2 separate regions of the Homo sapiens genome follow, and region 2 is linked to region 1. Evidence: chromatin loops called from intact Hi-C (ENCODE). Cell type or tissue: heart left ventricle. All regions are shown on one strand. Each heading gives the region's core, and the rest is flanking DNA. Links, peaks and the distances in the headings are about the cores only. Region 1 has its middle 6.4 kb from the start of RREB1. Region 2 has its middle 61 kb from the start of RREB1.

Region 1 (2,919 bases), core at 109-2,608:
CCTCCCGGGTTCAAGCAATTCTCCTGCCTCAGCCTCCTAAGTAGCTGGGATTACAGGTACCCACCACCATGCCCAGCTAATTTTTGTATTTTTAGTACAGATGGGGTTTACCATGTTGACCAAGTTGGTCTCGAACTCCTGACCTCAAGTGATCCTCCCGCCTTGGCCTCCCAAAGTGCCGGGATTACAGGTGTGAGCCACTGTGCCCAGCAGAAATCACTTCTTTTTTTCTTTTCTTTTCCTTGTTTCTTTCTTTCTTTTTTTTTTTTTTGAGACAGAGTCTCACTCTGTTGCCCAGGCTAGAGTGCAATGGCGCAATCTCGGCTCACTGCAACCTCTGCCTTCTGGGTTCAAGCTATTCTACCGCCTCAGCCTCCTGAGTGGCTTGGATTACAGGCGCCCATCATCATGCCTGGCTAATTTTTGTATTTTTGTAGAGATGGGGTTTCACCATGTTGGCCAGGCTGATCTTTTTTCTTTTTTTCTTTTTGAGTTTCGCTCTTGTTGCCCAGGCTGGAGTGCAATGGTGCGATCTCGGCTCACTGCAACCTCTGCCTTTCGGGTTCAAGCGATCCTCCTGCCTCAGCCTCCTGAGTAGCTGGGATTACAGGCATGCGCCACCATGCCCAGCTAATTTTGTATTTTTAGTAGAGACAGGGTTTCTCCAGGTTGGTCAGGCTGGTCTTGAACTCCTGCCCACCTCTGCTTCCCAAAGTGCTGGGATTACAGGTGTGAGCCACTGCCCCTAGCCAAGATCAATTCTAAGAAGAGTGATCAGGGAAAGCTTCATGGAAGAGAAAGTAATGGATTTGGGCCATGGAGAATGACTAGAAATTCAGTAGATGAAGATTGGGAATTAAAAACAGCAGCAGATACAAGAGCACGATTGTAACAAATTATGGGTCCCACTCGGAGACCAGTAAGGATTACAGCTTGGCTGAATATAACATTTACAGGAATAGATGGGTGATGAGACTAAAAGGTAAATAAGCTGAGCCTGTCCCACGAAAACTTCTGAATATTGGCTGTGGAAAAGCTTAGGTATCAAGGGCCTGAACTAGGGTGAGGGTAGAGGAGGTCAAGAAGCACTTCAGAGGAAGAACTCACAGAGAAGCAAGCGGTGGACCCATAATGGAGGGGGAACGAGGGATGGGGGGTAAGGTGCAGAAATCAGGGCCAAGATGATGCCTGGGTCTTAGCTAGGTAGCTGACAGAAGGACAAAAATGAGAAAGTCAGGGAGAAGGGGAACCCATTTGAGGTGGAAGGTGACAGAGTAGGTGATATTGAGCCTGGAGGTAGAAATAAATGGACAACAGAGCTAAGCTGTGGAAGAGGATCATGAAGAAAAAAGGTGTGGATGCTGGAGAAGGCCACTTGGATGAGGTCTCACAGCTGTGTAGGTGTCCCCAGGCAGAGAGGAGGGGGCAGGGCACTCCAGCCAGAGTGGGCAGGGAGCTGCAAGCACAAGGGCACAGAGGCGTAAAACAAGGTCAGTTTCCTGAACTGCAAATACCACCCTCTGGAGCTGGAGCAGCAGAGGGAGGAGGGGAGGCAGCCAGAGATGGGGCTGTAGGAGTAGCCAGTGGGCCAGATCGCCAAGAGCGCTATGCACAGCGGACTTGGACGTTATCCAGCAGTCAGGCCGTGAAAGGGCTCACGGAGGAGGGTACCGTGGAGGATGGTCTGAAGGATGGCAGGACAAGGCAGGAGGGGGAGTTAGGAATTAATAGTAATAGAAGAATTTAGTTAAGCAAGAATAAAGACCTAGGGAGGCACTGGCTGTAGGGGTGGAAGAGGCACTGGCTGTAGAGGTGGAGAGGAATGGATTCATCTGGGACATAATTAGGCCATAGAATCAACAGAACTTGACCAACTGACTGTGAGAGGAAAGGAAACAATCCTTCTGGAGCACTGACCAGGGTGTGTGGCAACAAAAGAGGTGAAACTGCCGCAGCAGTTAGCGTGACCCGTGGCAGTGCAGGAAGGACCAGAGACAGGAGATGTCAAGGGGACAGATCCGCAAGGCTTGGTCCCCGTTGGTTGTGGAGTGAGAAGTCATGGAGTTAAGAAGGCCGATTCTCTGGGCTTGGCCTTAGATAACTGGATAGAGGGTGTGTCCATTCACCAGCGGCATGAGTCGTGGATGGGGGTGCGACTTGTGGAATTGGAGAGGAGGGGAACTCAGGAGGGAGGCCTAAAGACACGTCTAGGTAAAGAGACCATGGACAATGACAGGCTAGGGCAGGACCCAAGGAAATGGCTGCAATTCAGTGGAAAAAGAAGAGGGAGTGGTAAGAGCTCCTTCTCTTTTGCCTCTAAAGAAGCAGAACAGCTAAGGGAAAAGGTGGCCCACAGTGTTAAAACACAGAGAAACCACACAGAATGTGGGATAATAGATGCTGGAGACTTGGAGGGGTGAGAGGGTGGCAGGGGGTAAGAGTACTTAATGGTACAATGTACATCATGCGGGTGATGGTTACACTAAAAGGCCACACTTCACCACTGTGCAATATATCCATGTACCAAAACTGCACCTATACCCCTTAAACTTATGCAAAAAGCAAACAAACAAAGAGAAACCAAGGCAAGTGGCAGAAACAAAGGCTGAGAGCTGAGAAAGTGAGTTCATGTGAGTATGGTAGGCAGGGGCCAGAAAGCAAGGGGTTAAACAGTGAGTAGAAGAAGAGGAAGTGAAGGCCCTGTGCTCTGGCGTGAACTTAGGTGAGAAAGGAAGGGAAAGAAAGAAAAATAACAATAGCAATGACCATTAACAGTTAGCATTTATTGAAGGGCTGGCTCTGCCCAGGCCCCGCTCCAGGGCCTCCTCTGTATAGTCTGGCTCTGTGCCCTCCACCCTCACTCAGGTGGGTGCCATTACCACCCCCATTTTGCAGCTGATGAAACTGAAGCAGAGAGCT
Region 2 (2,919 bases), core at 309-2,808, 54 kb after region 1:
ATCCTACTTAGAATGTTTAAAATACAAATATAAAATGTGAATTTATGTGCATTAGCTCATTTCACGGTACAGTAATCCTGTAAGGTAGATGGAGCCACCATTCTTACCCTCAGATTGCATACCCTCCCATTCATTTATGTAACAAGCACTTATTGAGAACCTACCAGGCTCCAGACAGGACCCTGGACTTTGATGATAGAAAGACAAATATGAGAAAACCCTACTTTCTAGAAACTCACTTTTGATAGGAGAGATGATATGTAAAATAAATAATTGTAATACAGTGTGACATTAGGGCTTAAAAAGGTTAACGACTTACCCAAGGGACCTAGAGTCAGGATTCAACTAGTCTTATGATTTCATAAGACCCACTCTCTTTTACAATAGACATTCTCTCATTTTTGAAAATAACACCATGCCGATACAGCTTTTGACATAGACATAAAACCAAACATGTTGAATCTTAAAAGCCAGAAAGAAATTTAGAAATTACATAGGCTAAGCCACTCTTTTTACAGGCCTGGAAACTGAGACAAAGAAGGGAGATATGCTCAAGGTTATACAGTTATATAACAACCACATGAAGATTAGAATCAAGGATCCCCCGCCCCCAGCTCTGTGCACTTTAAGGCACTGCCCTACCGTAAGAGACAGTGAGAAGAAGTCTTAATAGAGCCTGTTTCCACTGCTGTGCAGTGTTTGGGCCCATCTCAATAAAGGCCTAGAGTGATTGTTGAATCAGTGATAAAATGTCCCATGACTAAGCGCTTATTTAAAGACATATTTCTCAGAGGAACTGTAAGGGGATTTCAGCTATGTGAGTTCCTTAAAAACAGCCACTATCCTTAAAAGTTGAAGATACAATTGATTTTAAAAAGTAAACAAATATGGGATGTTTGGGGAAATTTGAATACTATCTATTAAAGACTATTAAAGAATTATTGTTACTGGTTTGAGTATTAGTGAATTTGTGATCATACTGTTTTTTTCAAAGAGTTCTCATGTCTTAGACATACATCATGAAATATTTGCACCAAAATGATGTGATGTCTGGTATTAAAATAATGCAGCTTTTTTTTTTTGGCGGGTTAGAAAATGAAAAATATAAATGAAATAAGATGCCATGTGCTGAAACTGGGTGGTAGGCATGTGAGAATTCATTATACTATTATCTCTACTTTTATGTATCTTTAAGAATTTCCAAAATAAAAAGAGCTTCTTTTTTGTCTATATGAAAGAAAAATATTTTCCCTTCATTTTAGTTATGCACAGAAAGGGATACGCTCTATTTATTTCAGCCAGCTGACATTCTTCCTATGGAATATTAAGTTAGTCCCAACGCCACATCATCATGGAATCTATAGTATCATTAAGGGCCTCTTTGTGGCTAAGAAGAGTTGGTGCATTTCTGTTTTTATTACAAGATTTATAGAGCTGGTTTATAATACTGTATTCTTAATTGTATGGGTAATATATTTAAAACACATGTGGTAGCTATGGTTCTGCTTCTATTTTGAATGACTTTGGATTTTTTTCTCTTTCTATTCATATAAGGTGTATCTGCATCTGGAAACGATCAAAATCTCACAAAGACAACACAATGAATGTGGTTAATTTAAGGGATAGACACCACTGAGGTTATAAGCAAGATCACTATCATTCAATAAATATTTGATTAGCAAAACTTCTGGTTTTGTAGGGAGCTGAAAAACTGTAACATGGGCTGGATTTCTAAGCACATGGAAATGAAACTAATTGCAAGATGAGACTAACTTCACAGGCTCAGATGCTTAGGGGAAAAATATTTTTATTTCACCTTGCTTAAATTACAGAAAAACACTTTAAGGATGTGTTGAGCATCCCTTCCTGCTTTCACATCATATTTCTGCTCGAAGTCAGTGGTTCCCAGTTGATGGCTAAATACTCCCTCAGGGACACCGAGTTACTGCAAAGGGTCAACAGTGCTTTATGTGCACCCAGCACTTCCTGCAGATGGAATAATAGTACTGACATATAAAGGCACTCTGTCCAAATGTATGTCTTTGTCATTAATTAATAAACCACAAATTCATTTAAAAGCATTTTTACATTCATAAATTTTTACATTATTATTATGTTATGTATCTTTTATTTATGTATTTAGTTTTTTGAAACAGAGCCTCCCTCTGTTACCCAGGCTGGACTGCAGTGGTGTGATCTTGGCTCACTGCAACCCCTGCCTCCCGGGTTCGAGTGATTCTCCTGCCTCAGCTTCCCGAGTAGCTTGGATTACAGGTGCATGCCACCATGCCCAGCTAATTTTTATGTATCTTTTAAATTAATGAATACTAAAGTAAAGCTATTGTCTTATATATGTGGTGGGGGTCAAAAAAGGAGAACCAACTCTGAAGAGAGAGAAAATCAATTTAGTAAAGCAGACATTCTCTTTCTCTCTCTCTCTTTCTCTCTCTATCCTTATTTTATGTAACATAATTTTTTGATTGATTTTATGGGATATAACGGTGTTGGGGATAACTCTATGCTCTCATCACATTTGTTTTATCATTTGGCTATCAAAACTGGAAACTCCAAACATCTCTTCTTTGCAACTTCTTTATTACCTAACCTACTTTGGTGCCCAAAGCCAAGAAAAGGTTTTACAATCCATGCACACTACCAGACCTGAAATACTGAAGATCTACGTCTCTGCTGGAATTTTTTATGGTCATGAAAACAAAATTGAGTGGTACTTGTCAGAAACACAAATGGTGTTCATAGTGACACAGAAGGTTTTATTACTAAGTATATTTTTACTCTGAATATCTCTACTTGCCCTGTATAATTTTCCCTTCAGCAGGGTATCTTTTTTTTTTTTTTTTTTTTTTTAAGGGTCTTTAGTCTTGGATTATTACAGCAAGCAAACAAGCAGATGGCATCATT

What was found. A loop is a pair of places that touch in the nucleus more often than their neighbours do. Peaks named below come from ENCODE experiments on the same cell type or tissue, not always from the same donor. Only the 100,000 strongest peaks of a DNase experiment are listed, where the experiment ranks them.
Region 2: a loop joins it to region 1, with 2.4 times the contacts of the local background. A loop is called at or near these places in 32 of 110 quality-filtered maps.

Annotation. Positions count from the first base shown.
Region 1 is chr6:7,100,091-7,103,009 of GRCh38, reverse strand. No RefSeq gene overlaps it. Among named protein-coding and RNA genes, the nearest start is that of RREB1, 6.4 kb to the left of the region's middle. In heart left ventricle, for the core only: no CTCF peak of the experiment used is centred there; a DNase peak (open chromatin) is centred at 1,556.
Region 2 is chr6:7,045,966-7,048,884 of GRCh38, reverse strand. No RefSeq gene overlaps it. Among named protein-coding and RNA genes, the nearest start is that of RREB1, 61 kb to the left of the region's middle. In heart left ventricle, for the core only: no CTCF peak of the experiment used is centred there; no DNase peak of the experiment used is centred there.